Linked DNA regions of Mus musculus: region 2 is linked to region 1. The links are chromatin loops, found by intact Hi-C in ENCODE. Cell type or tissue: heart. All regions are shown on one strand. Links, peaks and the distances in the headings refer to the core of each region. The heading gives the core; the rest is flanking DNA.

Region 1 (8,336 bases), core at 75-8,074:
AAATAAATCTAAGATAAGATAAAATAAATAAATCTAATAACTAAAAGACCTTTAACAATATGTGTGTGCAGAATTCTTTTCACAGTATGGCCCGCATATGTGTTCCCACAGTGGGAAGTATCACCTTCCATCTGAATTCTGATACATTTTATTTAATCAAGGGCATGAGTTACATGAGTTAACGTGAAAGGAACTGACCATGCTGTTAGTGATAAAGCTATAACCTCCCTCTGTGTTATAATCCTAGTGCAATTTTAGTTGAAGGTGCAGACAAACAGGAAATTAAATTTAGAAGGGCAAGCATGTAAACACCCCAAGGGAGAGTGACAGAAAGGCAAAGCCACCCCTAAACCTCAGCTTGCCCATTTGCAAAGGGCAGGTGTGCACCTGTCCCTCGGGACTGGTGGGATTAAATAGGATGGCATATGGAAATTGTCTAGAGCGTATGAAACTAAGTTTCCAAATATCAGAGCTCTTGTTGTTAACTTAAAGTTATTTCTGGCAGTCAGGTTCTACCACAGCACTGACCCCCTGATATTATTTCTGTTTCTTTCTTGCTTGACTATAGACCTCCAGTTCTAGATATTCTGACATCCAGATTTCTTCAAACTCCTCAGAATACTCTTTTCTAAAGTCATAGATCACACAGGATTTCTGTGAAGGGGAGTTATAATTTTAATAAGAAATAGGAATAACACGTGTAAACTAGACCAAGAATTAATCCAAATTCTCTGATCTTTTCCTTTCCAACAACTACCAGTATTTGTTACAGAAGATTTCAAACAAATACTTAAGAGGGCTGGGGAGATGGCTCAGTGCTCAGGACCCATGTAAAAAGAGGGTTTATCCTGCCTGTCACCCTAGAGCTTGGGATTAGAGACAGGTGTCTGGGACGATTGGGCTATCAAGACTAGTCTATTCAGTGAGAGACCCTGCCTCAAAATGTAAGGTGGAGAGTAATGGAGAAAGACTCCTGACAGTAACCTCTGACCTTCACAAGAAAAGACATCATACTGAGGAATCTAGAGAGATGTGTTATCAATTAAGAGAACTAGATGCTCTTCCAGAGGACCCAAGGTCAATTCCCAGCCCCTACATGGTGGCTCACAACCTTCTGTGACTCCAGTTCTAGGGGATCTGACATCCTCTTCTGACCACTGAGGTCACTGCACTCTCATTGTGCACAGGCATACGTACACACAGGCAAAACACCCATCCTCATAAGTAAAATAAATAAGTAAATAAAACCAGAAAATAATATCAATAAAAATTGTTTTTTACAAATTAAAATCAATAAAAACTTTTTTTTCCAATTGAGACAGGGTCTTACTACATAGCCCTGGCTGTCCTGAAACTCTGTATGTAGACCAGGATAGCCTTGAACTCACAGAGATCTGCTGCCTCTGCCTACCAAGTGCTGGTATTAAACGTATGTGCCTCTATGTCTAGCTAAAAATAAAATATTAAAAAAAAATACATACTGAGCTGAGGAGTTGGTCAATCATAGTCAACCACAAGACCAGTCAGTATCTGAGAACTCCCTTTCTTACCCCTTATGACCATCTCCAAGGGGAAGTCTAGAAACATTGGTTAAGTGAGAACAACAAAAACGTTGTTGGGCATGGTGGTGAATACCTTTAAACTCAGCACTCTAGAGACAGAGACAAACTGATCCCTGTGAGTTCTAGGCCACCCAGAGCGACATAGAGAACCTGTCTAAAAAACAAAAGCAACAAAAGAGAAACAAGTTATATAGATACCATGTATTTCGATGTAAGCTTCTAGGTTTTTCATTACAATCTCTGGGGTTTGTTGTTGTTTTGAGACAAAAGCCTGGTGTAGACCAGGATGGGCTTTCAACTCCTCCCCTTAAAGGTGCCCCAGCTGTAGGTGTAATCTGAATTTATGCTCTAAATTACCAAATTCAGCTTCTACTCTCAGGCACTCAGTCTATTTCCTTCAGTTTGTATGCAGATCCTGCTAAGCAGGTGGTTTGTAGCTTGGAAATGACAACACCTACCAGCTGTTAAATTTACACAGGGCTCTAATTTAAATGCTTAATTGCTCTCTGAGCACTCAATTTGCAGCTCATAAACCCCTCCCAGATGGCATCCGGGAGGGTTTTCTTTGAATTAACATTGGCGAGAAGTAAAAGCTTAGGTTAACAATTGGTCCCCTAACACACTTGTGTTGGATTTGGAGCACCAGAGCTGGGTTTACCCTGTGTATAGAGTCCAGGTTAATCAGCAATGACAAATGACTATGTCATTACAAACTACCCCAGTGTCCTTAGGATATTTATATGACAAAAAAAGATTAAATACTTACTCTGTCAGCAGCAGTGGGAGATAGCAGCCCTGGGTTATAGCTGCCAGGAGTTCTGTCAAAGACCTCTATTCAGTAAAGCTGAGATTTTTGTATTTGTTGAAATCAGGTGTTGTATATGTTGGCTTCCTCAAACTCAAAACGTAATATGTAGCTGAGGGTGAATTTGGATCTCCACCTCCTGAGTGCTGGCGTACAAGGTTAAGTCATCTCAAAGAGCTTATCAGATTCTTCTTTCAGATTCATTTATTTTATTTTACATGCATGAGTGTCTTGCTCACATATGTATTTGGGCATCGTGTGTATGTCTGGGGCCGAGGAGGTCAGAAAAGAAAGTATCAAATCCCCTGGAACTGGACTTATGCATTGTAAGCCACCATGTGAGTACTGGGACTCAAACCCTGTCCTCTGGAAAAACAAGAGCTCTTAACCACTCGGCCACCTTGCCAGTTCTAGGATTCTTTTAAAATCACACTTATTTATGTGTATATGTGTCTCTGTATATACACACTGAAACAACTCAGAGAATTTGAAGGAATCAGTCTTTCCTACCTTGTGGGTCTTGGGAATTAGATTCAAGTCATTAGGCTTGGCAGAAAATGCCTTTAATGGATGAATCATCTTTGTACTCCCAGGATTCTAGATTTACCCCTAAGAAAAGAATTTCAAGTCATATATGGTGGCCCATGCCTGTAATCCTAGCACTCAGGAGATGGGGCAGGAGAAGTCTGGTGATTAGAGGACCAGCTTGGCCTACAGAAACTAGTTTGAGGCCAGCCTGGACCCTGTCTCATAAAATATAGCATCCTGCCCCTCCCACCCACCTCTGGAAAGAAAGAAAGAAAGAAAGAAAGAAGAAACTAGCTTAAAATCAGGCATAATGCTGGGAGTGGTGGCACACGCCTTTAATCCCAGAACTCAGGAGGCAGGCAGATTTCTAAGTTCGAGGCCAGCCTGGTCTACAAAGTGAGTTCCAGGACAGCCAGGGCTATACAGAGGAACCCTGTCTCGAAAAACCAAAAAAAAAAAAAAAAAAAAAAAGATGGAGGCCGCATGCAACCCTGTACCAAACAAACAAACAAACAAACAAGAAACCCAAATAAATCAGTATTAAATAAATAAATAAATATTGAGCGACTTATTTGTAAGGCAACCTTTGTAAGGGTTTGCTGCCCTCTAGTGGCTAGTAATAATTTTATCAGCTCAGTTTTTGTTGTTATGCCCCCAACAGAAGGCAAGATTCTCACTTAAAACCACTTTTCAAAGTTTTCTTTGAGTAAGAGAAGCTGTGCAATCTAGTGGTCAGATTCCCTCAATACAACCACTTAGTGGCTGTTTGAACCTGTGCAGGCAAGTGTTGTGTGACTAGCCCAGGTCTCAGATCCCTGTCCACAAAAAGGCAATGATCTGGCTGGGGTTGTGACTCAGTGGTCCAGTTCTTGCTGGCATGTACCAGGCCCTGATGTCATTCCCAGTACTGGGGAAAAAAAGAAGATTTTACTGGGTTAATCTGTAAGGGACACTTATAACAGTACCTGTCACATAGTAAACGTCATGTAAATGTCTATCTAATTAATTAGAACAAATAATAATGAGGGCTCCATACAATCTAATCTAGGCCCAAAATGTTTTCAGCCTCTGAGACTTACTGCTGAATAGGCTCACCCTTCCTAGTTCTTTCTGAACTCTGGCTGATTCAACTCAGCTGTTCTGGCTCAAACTCTTCTCCAAGCTCATTGATTCCATCTGGGTTCTCTCTCTCGGCCTCTCCTGAAATGCTCTGCTTGGCTTCATACTTGGCAATCTGTTCTAATCTTTTGGCTCCTTATTCTCTGGCTCATTCTGTCTTCACCTGTATCTAGTGTGCTCTCTCGACAGCCTGACTCTGTGTAACTGCTCCAGTAAAACTCTCTTTCCCTCTCTCTGCACTGCTGTCTCTTAAGTAGCCTCACTTTCCTCTCTTCTCTGAGACTTGAGCAGCTCCTATTCTGTCAAATCTTTCTCTGATTCATCACTTTGTCTGCCACTCAATTAGACATCACTTTCAAACATGGTGCTTCCTTCTACAGAGTTTACCTTCATTGTTTGCGGTTCAAAGTATGATCGAATATCGCGTAACACAGATTATTTAGAATTCGTCTAGCCAGGTGGTGGTGGCGAACACCTTTTATCCCAGCACTCAGGTGGTAGAGGCAGATGGATCTCTGAGTTCAAGGCTAGTCTGGTCTACAGAGTGAGTTACAAGATGGCCAGGGCTACATGGAGGAACAAAACAAAACAAAAAATCTCCTGGACAAGCTGTCTCTTCTCTTGTTAATTTGTTTAACATCTATTAAGATTTATTTATTATATGTAAGTATAATTCAGCTGATTTCAGACACCAGAAGAGGGAATCAGGTCTTGTTACAGATGGTTGTACCATGTGGTTGCTGGAATTTGAACTCGGGACCTCCAGAAGAGCAGATAGTGCTGTTAACTGCTGAACCACCTCTCCAGCTCTATTTATTTATACCAGTATTGATTAGTAGACTATAAGCCAAAATTATTGTTATTGTTATTATTAGTAGTAATAGTATTTTGGTTTTTCGAGACAGGGTTTCTTTGTGTAGTTCCTGGCTGTCCTGGAACTCACTCTGTAGACCAGGCTGGCCTCGAACTCAGAAATCTGCCTGGCTCTGCCTCCCGAGTGCTGGGATTAAAGGAGCATGCCACCACCACCCAGCCTAGTTTTAAATTTTTAAAAACTTTTATTTAATTTATATGAGTGTTCTATCTGGATGTATACCTATATGCCAGAAGAGGGCATTAGATCACATTACAAATGGTTGTGAGCTACCATGTGTTTGCTTGAAATTGAACTCAGTGCCTCCGGAAGAGCAGTCAGTGCTCTTTGTTGTTGTTGTTGTTGTTGTTGTTATTGTTGGGTTTTGTTGTTGTTGTTTTTGTTTTTCTAGACAGGGTTTCTCTGTATAGCCCTGGCTGTCCTGAAACTCACTCTAATAGACTAGTGCTGGGATTAAAGGCGTGTGCCACCACACCTGGCTGCAGTCAGTGCTCTTAACCGCTGAGCTATCTCTCCAACCCTAGTTTTAAAAATTTTTTTCTAAAGATTTATTTATCTATCCATCTATATGAGTACACTGTTGCGGTCTTCAGACACACTAGAAGAGGGCATCAGATCCCATTATAGATGTTGTAAGCCACCATGTGGTTGCTGGGATTTGAACTCAGGACCTCTGGAAGAGCATTCAGTGCTCTTAACCACTGAGCCATTTCTCCAGCCCAGTTTTAAAATTTTTAATTTATTATTTTGGGTGGTGATGTGGGACAAGGAAACAACCTTATAGCGTCTCTTTCCTTTCACTTTATGTGGGTTCAAGAAATTGAACTCGGGTCACCAGGCTTGCATGGTGAGTGCTTTTATCCACTGAGTCATCTCACTGGCGTATACTATTTATTTTTAATCTATGTGTGGGTTTGTTTGTCTATTTTGAGATCTGTGTCAGGTGTCCCAGGCTGCCCTTGAATTTACTATTCAGCTGTGGAGGAACTTGAACTTCCAATCTTCCTGTTTTCGGTGCCAGGGGCTGGGTTTTGAAGAATGCACCACTGTGTCCAGCTTGTGGGTGTTAAAGATTGGTAACAGCCAGGCGGTGGTGGTGCACACCTTTAGTCCTGGCACTTGGGAGGCAGAAGCAGGCGGATTTCTGAGTTGGAGGCCAGCCTGGTCTACAGAGTGAGTTCCAGGACAGCCAGGGCTATACAGAGAAACCCTGTCTCAAAAAACAAAAACAAAACTAAAAAAGATTGGTAACAGATATCCTAGTTTTTGTCAGCTTGACACAAACCTAGACATAACTGGTAAGAGGGACTCTCATGCCTCCATCAGATTGACCTGCGGCCATCCATAGCTCTGGCGGTGGATATTTTTCTGATTGTTGATTGATGTTGGCGCCCCACCCACAACTGGACAGTACCATCCTTGGGCAGGCCAGCACACAGACCTTGCGTAAGAGAGGTATCTAAGCAAGGCAGAGGAAGCAAGCCAGTGAGAGTGATCCTCCACAGCCTCTGCTCAGTTCCTGCTTCTGGGTTCCTGCTGTGGTTTTCCTCAATGCTGAACCTGCAAGCAAAATAAACCTTTTCTTCTCTTGGGTTGCTTTTGGCCAGTGCTTTATTTCAGCAACAGAGAAGCAAACTAGAACACAGTTGGCACAGGATGGGCAAGCTACATACCCAGCCCTAGACTTCTCTTGCTTAGCTATAACATTTCATTCCATTTGAGGCACTCTCCTGCCATCTGCTGTCTAATGACTCAGTTTCTCCGTTTCAGCAGCCATATGCAACAGTAGTACAATTGCTGACCCACACCCCACATGAACTGGCTCTGTCTTGGTGTTTCATCACAGCAACAGTAGCCCTATGACCAAAAGCAATTTGGGGAGGAAAGGACTTACTTGGCTTACATATCTCATATTGAGGGAAGCCAATGTACGAACTCAAACTGAGTGGGAACATGGATGCAGGAGCTGATGCAGAGGCCATGGGGGAGTGCTGCTTACTGGCTTGCTCTTCATGGTTTGTTCAGCCAGCTTTCTTATAGGACTGAGGCTCACCACCTAAGGGATGGCTCCACCCACAGTGGGCTGTCCCCTCCTCTATTAATCACTAAGAAAATGCCCTCTAGGTCTGCTTACAGCCTCACCTTATGGAGGCACTCCCTCCTCTCAAATGACTCTAGCCTGTGTCAAGGTAACATAAAACTAGCCAGGACAAGCTCTAACAACTAACGCTAGTTCTCGCTGGCACTTGCTTTTTGTATTCCACACACTTCCAAAGCTACTTAAGGTGCCTTCCCAACTACCTCCTTCAGGGAGAACATTTTATAAACCTTTAATATGTTAGGTTTTTCTGCCATGTCTGCTTTCCTTCTTGTAATGTTCCCACCTCCCAAACAATTCTATTTTAGTTTGCATACATTAAGTCTTTTCAAGTTCAACAATTCTACAAGTACATGGAGTGTACCCACCACAGCAGTAGCACATAGAGTGGTGCTGTCTGTTCAAAGAGCTCCTGTGTGGGGCAGTGGTTTCGAACACCTTTAATCCCAGCACTTGGGAGGCAGAGGCAGGCGGATTTCTGAGTTTGAGGCCAGCCTAGTGAGTTCCAGGACAGCCAGGGCTACAGGGAAACCCCGTGCTTTGCTCTCTTCTGTCTCTATCCTTAACTCCTGGAAGCAACTCATATTTTCCTGTGTGTGTGTTAACAGTTTTGTCTTTTTGTTTATATTTGTGTATGTCATAAGTGCATTACCCAAAGAAGCCAGAGGAGGGTGCTGGTCCCCCGGAGCTATAAGTACAGCCATCTGATGTGGATGCTGGAAACTATTGGGTCCTCTGGAAGAGTAGCAGTAATCTTAACTGTGAGCCATCTCTCCTCCAGTTTTGTCTTTCTGGAATATCATCTAATTAGAATCATAAAGTGTTCAGCCATTTTACACTGCTTTCACTGAGGGCTGTCCTGGAACTCACTTTGTAGACCAGGCTGGCCTCGAACTCAGAAATCTGACTGCCTCTGCCTCCCGAGTGCTGGGACTAAAGGCAGGCGCCACCACGCCCGGCCTGCAATATTTTAATAATTGAAAATGCAAGGGCAAAGAGGACATTATCCTTCTCCTCAGTGAACAGACCTAGTCATTAGGCTACGGCACATGAGTGAAATGTGGTTCTGACCTTGTAGCCTGCTAAGAACCTTGTGCACCCGAAGGTGTAAGCAAATTGCCAGGGAAAGTCGCAGACTATGGAGATCTGCTTGGGAGTGTGATGAGTTGGTGTCTAGGACCTGGAAGACCCAGTAGGTAATTTAGGCGAGAAGAGAAGAGGAAGGTGGTTGGAAAATGAACCAGTCAGTAAGCAACACAACAACAGGTTGCTCCATGTCCTAAATAACAAGTGAATTTCGTCATCTGCAGATGACTCCAGAGTGGATCTGCACAAGGGGAAGGATATGGC
Region 2 (8,336 bases), core at 198-8,197, 280 kb before region 1:
CCTGTAGAAAGAAACATGTCAAGACTTAGATTACAGATCCAAAAGTAAAGCACAAGAGACAGGAAGATCAGTTGGGGGTCAAACAGGTGGGTACGAACCTACGGTAGGCCCTATTCTAGAGACCAGAGTCAAAGCTAGGAGGCAAGTGGGCAGGGGAGGAGAGCAAGATAGGACACGGACTTTGGACCAATATATCAAACTCAATATTGAAGACTTGATTATTTAATGAACATGGTTCAGGGAATCCTTACATTGGTAAGATAGTGAAGATGACAATAATAGTTAGACACAGTACCAGCTATGTCTTATTGACAAAGTTAATACTAACATGTGTATAAACACTGATAACATGAGCCTGTATATTCAGACTCTTTGTCAGGGTTTCACATAAGATTTAACCTGCCTTTTGTACAGCAAGCTCGTTAACAAGCAAACCCTAACAACCCAGCAAATCTAATATCTTTTTTTAAGGAAGAAACCCTGCTTGTATACAGTTCTCAAAGTGAACTGGGCCAAGAATGTCAGCGGAACATCAATCACACCTACAATACTGCACCACATAACAGATGGTGGCTGTGAGATCGCCTACCTTCCTGGTTAGAGGAGAGTCAATATTCTCCCCCACTTTTACCACAGACCCTACAAGCCACAGTAATAGTAGTGAATCTTCATAATTTGGAGTTCTATCACCACCGAAAATATCAACATCCAGAGGTTTGTGGTGAAAAGAACAGGAATCTCTGTAATGCCTACAGAATTCTGAAAAGAATTTTTCAGTGGCAAATAAATGCAAACTCCATTTTTAAGATTCTAGAACTTGAACTCAGTGCTATACATATGCTAGACAAGTGCTCTAATGTTGAGTTTTATCACTAGCCAAAAATGTCAATTTAAACCAACCAGACTTCCAGAATGGCAGAATTGAGGAGTTTGGCACCCCTTCCCCTGCACCCCGAGAGCAATGGGAAACCAATAAAAACTATCAAAAGCAGTTACCTTGGAGCTTTAACTGTCACCAAAATCATGTAATGAGCTGTATAGGCATGCTCAAGCAAACACTGTCCCTATGGTTTTTCCTATCTCCTTCCTTCTCTACTTGATCTGATAATGACTCCATTACAGTTGGCTGTGGCAAGCAAAAAAAAAAAAAAACCAACTTGAAATCTGAAACAGGGCTCCGGGAAGGAAGACAACTCCAGACAAGTTTTAAAGCATGCATGTATTTCTGGGACTCTAGAGAGACTCAGAAGTAACCAAAACTACTAGTTCTTCTGGCTGAGGTGGAGTTCCTGATTAAACAGCGAAAGGCGGATCAGACTTGAAAACTACCTAGACAGTCAAATGTCCCAGCACAAATGAGCCTTGGGTAGATTCCTTAATGGGTGACAGGCTCAATCGAACTTTTGCCAATCATGGTCTGGCCCTGAACTACACTAGACCAGAGAAGCCCATTGGAAGACTGGTTTAAAAATAAAAGAATTTGAAAAAAAAATACAATAAAAGAATTTGAAAAGGGGCTGGAGAGATGGCTCAGTGGTTAAGAGCACTGACAAAACTTTCAGAGGTTCTAAGTTCAATTCCCAGCAACCACATGGTGGCTCATGACCATCTGCAATGGGGTCTGATGCCCTCTTCTGGTGTGTCTGAAGAGAGCAATGGTGAGTACATTAAATAAATAAAATAAATAAATGAATCTTAAGAAAGAAAGAAAGAAAGAAAGAAAGAAAGAAAGAAAGAAAGAAAGAAAAGAGAAGAGAAGAGAAGAGAAGAGAAGAAAGGAAAAGAAAAGAAAAGAAAAGAAAAGAAAAGAAAAGAAAAGAAAAGAAAAGAAAAGAAAAGAAAAGAAAAGAAAATCTTTAGGGCCTTGAAAGACTGCTCAATAGTTAAGAGCACTTGACACTCTTGCAGACAGCCTGGGTTCAGTTCATGACAGCTCACAATCTCCTGTAACTCCAGTCTCAATGGATGTAATACTCTTTTCTGCCTTCTGTGGTGCACCTACATGCATGCAGGCAAAACACTCATACACATAAAATGAAATAAATGTTTTATTTAACGCAGCCGCAGATTTTCAGACACTTCTGGTCCTTTCTGCCAACACTCTCCTACTCCTCCTAATAGTGGCTTTTTGAGTGTAATTTCTTCAAACAGGCTTTTCAGGCTCCATGACCTCAGCTGCACTCCTATCTCTCCAGCAGAACTGTACACTGCTCTTTCCTCAGGCACTCATTGCAATGTAACTACATGTTTCTTTGAATGCTTGTTTGTCCAATGCCTTTGTACATCCATAGAGACGACAAGCCACATGAAATCAGTTTCCCCCAAATGTATATTCATTAGAGTATCAACACCTAGTAGTTGCTAAGTACTTCCTCCTCCTCCTCTTCTTTTTTAATTTTATTTTATTTATATGAGTACACTGTAGCTGTCTTCAGACACACCAGAACTGGGCATCATATCCCATTGCAGATGGTCATGAGCCACCATGTGGTTGCTGGGAATTGAACTCAGGACCTCTGAAAGAGCAGTCAGTGTTCTTAACCTCTGAGCCATTTCTCCAGCCTCCCCACCCCCCACCCCCGCCACAATTCTTAGGTAAAGCACAATGCACTTCAGAAGTGCCCTCATCAGACTGAACAACAAATTATGTAGTAGAAGTAACAGCTCTTCAGACCAGTTCATAGTTCTTTGATCATTTTGTATAATTCTGACAAATAATTTAACTTGACCGAGTTTGTCTTCTTGTATATACAGTTAATGAACTAGGCTGAATATGCCCAAAGGCTCCCTCAAGCCTGACGACTAAGGAACACAATAGGCCACCACAAAGGAGGATACCTCCTGGACTACGGTGGCCTGGAAAATCTGGTTCTAAATCCCTCCCCCTTTCCATGAGGGATGAACTTCAGCTACTTAACAAGGGGTAAAAAGATTACCTTATTATGGGATTTCCTCAGCACCCCACTGCCCAGCAACACTGACAACACTGAAATATTTCCCATGTTATTAAAACAGGGTCTCCAAGTCGGTTAAATAATCGCTCTAAACCTTCAAAAGAGCCAAGTCATGATTCATAAAATTTAACCAAGTTAAATTTACCTTGATTCGAGGCATAGTAACTGTGGGTGGCTTTGCCTCAGCCACAAAGCTATGAGATGCTCCTTTTTCTACCAGATACGTTGTGTAGGGCATATACTTCACACCTTTCGACCCAAACACAAAATCATCTCTTAATGCATCTATCAACACAATAACCACTTTACTGAAGAGAGGTGGTGGCAGCTTGGTCCAGTTCGAACGGACTCCTAAAAGTATTTAGAAAAGGGGAAATTAAATTTTAAACTCCATTCAGCACTCCATTGCCTTCAATGTCTTTTTCCTTTGTTCTTCTAGCACACATCAAATCTATTTCAACCTGAAAGAAGGCCCATTTTGGGTAGCCAGTGTTGTGTTAATTTTCTAAGAAACCAAACAAGACAACTGTGAAGGTTCCTTCAAGGGTTGTAACCAGCCTGCAGGTGACTACCAAGAAGGGCATCTCCTGGCTAGGCTGGACAGTATGTTAACAATGAGTAGGTATCCCAGGAATGTGTAGTGCACTACTCTTAGCAAGGTGAAGAGTCCAGGACAGGGCCACTTCTACCTAAGAGACATACAGTTGGAAACTGTGCCTCCCTGAGCTTGCCCTAAAGCCTAGTCTTGCAGGCAGTGAACCTATGGGTTTACATGTCCAGTGGCTGTGATTATATGGACCTGTTTCACTGCAGCGGAGTGGGTATCAGGTGTTTATTTCTGTGTTGGTGAGGCTACTAGGGTGCTAATGCAGAGAGGCCCTAAGCACTGAGGGCCGGGAGGTCTTCTGGGGGAGAGTTGTAGAAAACTGGAGGAGATCTGAAGAAACATCACCTGTTATGCCCTATGGGTCCAAAACTGGAAACCTAAATTGGTAGTGATTGAAAGGATTATTAGGAAAAGGGGTACGAATCACTGAACAGCGGCAAACAAGACGCAAAGTCGGAGTTACTCTGGGAATCCTCTGATTATCACATAGGTCGACATGGGGCGGGAGGCTGCGAATGCCTCGAAGGTGTATGATACACAAACAACACTAAAACAATACAAATTGTTTCCGTGGTGGGGCAGAATGAAAGCGGGAACCACCGAGATGGGGGCGGGGGGCTATACCTGCTACGGGTTCGGGCGCTGGGGTCTCTGCATCGTGCTCTGGTCTAGCAGAGGAACGAACAGGAGCTGGGAAGAATCCCCGAATAAATATCGCGACCCCGATCACCTCAATCGCTACGCAGCTGGCAGCGAAGGCCCCGGAGCCCAGCCGCATTCTGCCCTGCCGCTGGGCCGGTCGGCCCGAAACTTAGTGTAACAGCGGGCGTTGCAAACCCGCACCCAGAGCCCACACCCGGACTGTCAAGAGCTCCCTCCCAGCCTGCCTCGCCAGCCCCAGCGCACAGGAAGTACGTCAGAGTGGCGAGTGCCCGCGGTCGCTCCCTGACGACGTTCCCCGCGGACCGGCCCCGGGGTGATTCTCCCGGGAGTCCCTGCCTCCTCCCGAACCCAAAGGTCCACGGAATCCCCGGCTGATCCATTCGGGAGCCTCGCTTCCGGTGCCACCGAGAGTCCCCGCACCTGCCCCGCCATCTCAGGATTCCAAGTTTGTGCGCCTTGAGCCAGGCGCATCTAGCGCTGCCCAGTGTCGGTGCAGTATTTAGCTGCTGGTGTTTCTGGTGTATTATTAGTCCTACTCACTTCCTCCTGGTGTTATGGCCCCAGTTTTCTGACAGGACGACTCTGACAGACTCGGGTCTGGGGCAAGCCTGCAGATTAAGCGATCCTGATGCGATTGGCAATCAGTGAGTGTGCTCCCCTTCTTTGGAAAGCTGTCCTCTGGAAGGAACCTCTAAACCGTAGGGGGCCACGTGTTTGGTAGGCAAGGTCTTTCCGCTCTAGATGCGGGAATTTTCCCGGGCTCATGCAATGAGACAGAAGCCGGTCTTTGAACAGAGTCCACCCCAGCCTTGTCTTCCTTTGTGCACACTCATTCTCCTTGCGGACCTTGCTTCTGTAAGTCAAAAGACCCAAACCCCTTCTCACGAACTCTGTTTTTCTAGGAAGCCAAGAACAAGATAGAGGTTTTGCTGCTGTTAAGTTGTATGAATTCCTTAATATCTTGGATAGCAACCTTTATATTTGATTTGTAAGCTAAATTTTCATCTAGTTCATGTTTTTTTTTTTTCAGTTTACCATAATCACACGTACTTTTTTTTTTTTTTGGTGGTAATTCTCTGTGAATTTGGTGTTATATGTTTAAGGGGGAAAAAAAGCATCAGTTTTGGTGAAGTTTCTTCTCACCTTTTTCTTATAGGAGTTTTATAGCTTCAGATATTAAATTTTAGTGGTTAACCCATTTTTACTTGATATTTCTGTATGTATAAAGGAAGGGTCCAGTTCCATTCTTCTGCATGTTTACCCAACATGAGTGGTGTTAAAAATATTATGTCATGGATCTCTGTGACTTCCAGGCAAGTTCCAGGACAGCAGCTACATAGAGAAACCCTGTCTGGGGGAGGGGGGAAGGGAATAAAAATAAACAAACAAATAAATTGTGTGTGTGTGTGTGTAGCCTTTGAATTTATCAGTGATTAGTTAATGACATAGTTTATTAATTAGGTGTTTTTATGACAATACCACACTGTCTTATTAAATCAAAATATCAGTAAGACAGTACCACAGGAATATACATGCATGTGCACATAAAATATCAGTAAAGTACATGTAGCAAGTCCTGACAAATGAACGTAGAAATAGGAAATAGAAGAACACTGTTTAGACACTTTAATATCCTAGTGTTGATAATGGACAGAACAACTAAGCAGAAGAGAAAAACAAAACAAAACACAGAAGACACGAACTCTATTGTCCCGCTAGACTACCAACTGCAGTGTGTACATTATTCCTCATTTCACATAAACATGAACTTCTATGAACAAAAGTTCCTGAAAGAATACCACCTTACACTTAACTTCCTACAAGAATGATTAACCAATTAAAACTTCAGACTATATAGTTTGAAGTGTTACATGTTGTCTTAGGGTTTCTATTGCTGTTATAAAACACCATGACCAAAACATCTTTGGGAGCAAAAGGCTTATTTGGCTTAAATATCCTGGGTCACAGTTTGTCTTAGTCAATGTTCTATTGCTGTGAAGAGACACCATGACCACAACTCTTATAAAAGGAAAACATTTAATTGGGGTTGCCTTACATTCAGAGGTTTAGTCCACTATCCTCTTCTCAGATCCTTGACTCTAGCTTGTGTCAAGTTGAGGAAAAAACAAAAACAAAGCCCAACCAGGATAATTGACCCTTGACAACTTGGTATGCAAATAAATTATTCAACTCTGTTCCTTTATTTTTTTTATCCCTAAGATCTCATATAATACTAATAATATATGACATAAGTAACTTTAAAACTCAGGGGTTTTATTTATTTTTAAGATTTATTTTATGTATGTGAATGCACTGTCACTCTCTTCAGACAGATCAGAAGAGGGTATCAGTTGTGAGCCACCATGTGGTTGCTGGGAATTGAACTCAGGACCTCTGGAAGAGCAATCAGTGCTCTTAACTACAGCCATCTCTCCAGTCCCAAACTCATGCAGTTTTAACGTTCCATCTCTTAAAATATATTCAAAGTCTCTCAACTGTGCACTCCTGTAAAATCAAAATTAAGTTATATACTTTCTTACTCCAAGAGGAAAGAATCAGGAAACAGTCATAATAAAATGAGAAGAAACCCTAAGTCCGAAAGTACAACTCAAAAACTTGACTTCATACTCTTCTGAGCTCCAAAAGGCTCCATTTCTCTAGTTCTGCCATTCATAGCACACAGCATGTATGGCAGACTCAGGCTGGCTCTGCTCTCTCTCTCTCTCTCTCTCTCTCTCTCTCTCTCTCTCTCTCTCTCTCTGTGTGTGTGTGTGTGTGTGTTTGTGTGTGTGTGTGTGTATGTGTCTGTCTGTCTGTCTGTCTCTTATCTCTCTCTCTCACCTCCATCATCCTTCCCTGAACCAGGGATTCTATGGTTCTCTGGTCCATCTGGAAACAGCTCTCAGAAGGGAAGCCCGCACAGGGCAGGAACTCTGGATCCCAGGTCTCACCTGCTAATGCCAGTGGCAAGGGCAGCAGTAGCTACAGGGCCAACAAGGGTGTGAGCCCAGCCTGCCAAGCAGGCCTAAGGTTCAGCGATGGTCTCTTCAGGAAGGAAAATTCTTCCCCAGAGTGTTACAATACAGTAAAACAGCCACTCAGACTGTTCTTAGTGAAATAACTTATGCCCTTTACTTAATGTGTATAGGGACTTTATAAACATTGAGGAGTAGGGTGGGATCCAGGGGAAGATGCTTACCATTGGCTCAGCTTGAAGTGGTAGTGATGCTCTATTAGCACGGGGAGAGCTTCAGGTGTTTTCCTTACTTGACTGATTGATGCATTCTCAGTGGGGTTACTCGTTCTAGAGCAGGTTTTAGCAGGGATCTCATCCCATGCCTGCAGTACTCAATTCTGAGTTTCATGGGGTTTGGGCTTGCTCAACTTTATCAGTCCTTCTGTCTGGTGGCACAATCCATTTGACCCACACTCCCCCTTCTTGGGTTTTTAAGACAGGGTTTCACTGTGTCCTAACTGTCCTGCAGTTGACTTTGTAGACCAGGCTGTCCTCAAACTCACCGTGATTCACCTGTCTCCGCCTCTTGAATGCTGGGATTAAAGGCATTTGCCACTACCACTTGGCTGGTATCTCTTATATGCTGGACTAGCCACTGCAACTGAGAATCCCCCTCCACAATGGCCTCTCTTCAGGACCTTCAGCCCTGCCACACAGTACTAAACCTCAGCTGCTCTTCATGACTTCTTCATGCTTTCAAAACCAACACCATCTAGCCGAATCTTACACATTACCAAGTTTGGCTGCCAGCATGAGATGCAGCTTTGGCCACCTTGGATCACAGCTTTTATGTGCTGAACCTGAGGAGATAACCCCCTGAAGATTTTACCTCAGAGATGCTGGCCTCTTCCTGAACTAATATTTCAGTTCTAGCTAACCTGCAACAATTTTATCGTTAAAGCAATAAAGCAAAGGTTTCACTTCAGTGGTGCTTGTCTCTTCTTAATCACAGCTGATTATTCTGTTTCTGCTGACCAGACACCTAATTCTTCATATAAAATATTACACAAATAGCCCTGGTAGAGTCTTTGTTTCTCTCTGAAACAATCACAAGCCATGCTGTGATTCAACAGTCTATTTTCAAGTTCCCACAAAA

Evidence for each region. A loop is a pair of places that touch in the nucleus more often than their neighbours do. Peaks named below come from ENCODE experiments on the same cell type or tissue, not always from the same donor. Only the 100,000 strongest peaks of a DNase experiment are listed, where the experiment ranks them.
Region 2: it touches region 1 in a loop (2.4-fold over the local background); 1 of 42 quality-filtered maps calls a loop at or near these places.

The regions. Positions count from the first base shown.
Region 1 is chr5:108,029,497-108,037,832 of GRCm38, reverse strand. No RefSeq gene overlaps it. Among named protein-coding and RNA genes, the nearest start is that of Gm42150, 31 kb to the right of the region's middle. In heart, for the core only: CTCF peaks have their summits at 3,519 (motif pointing left) and 7,654 (motif pointing right); no DNase peak of the experiment used is centred there.
Region 2 is chr5:108,308,928-108,317,263 of GRCm38, reverse strand. Pigg (phosphatidylinositol glycan anchor biosynthesis, class G) reads right to left here and starts at 4,451. Exons shown (of 13, transcript NM_001310689.2): 1 at 4,186-4,451; 2 at 3,100-3,305; 3 at 1. The coding sequence starts at 4,339. In heart, for the core only: a CTCF peak has its summit at 4,697; a DNase peak (open chromatin) is centred at 4,493; H3K4me3 peaks cover 2,229 bases; H3K27ac peaks cover 1,575 bases.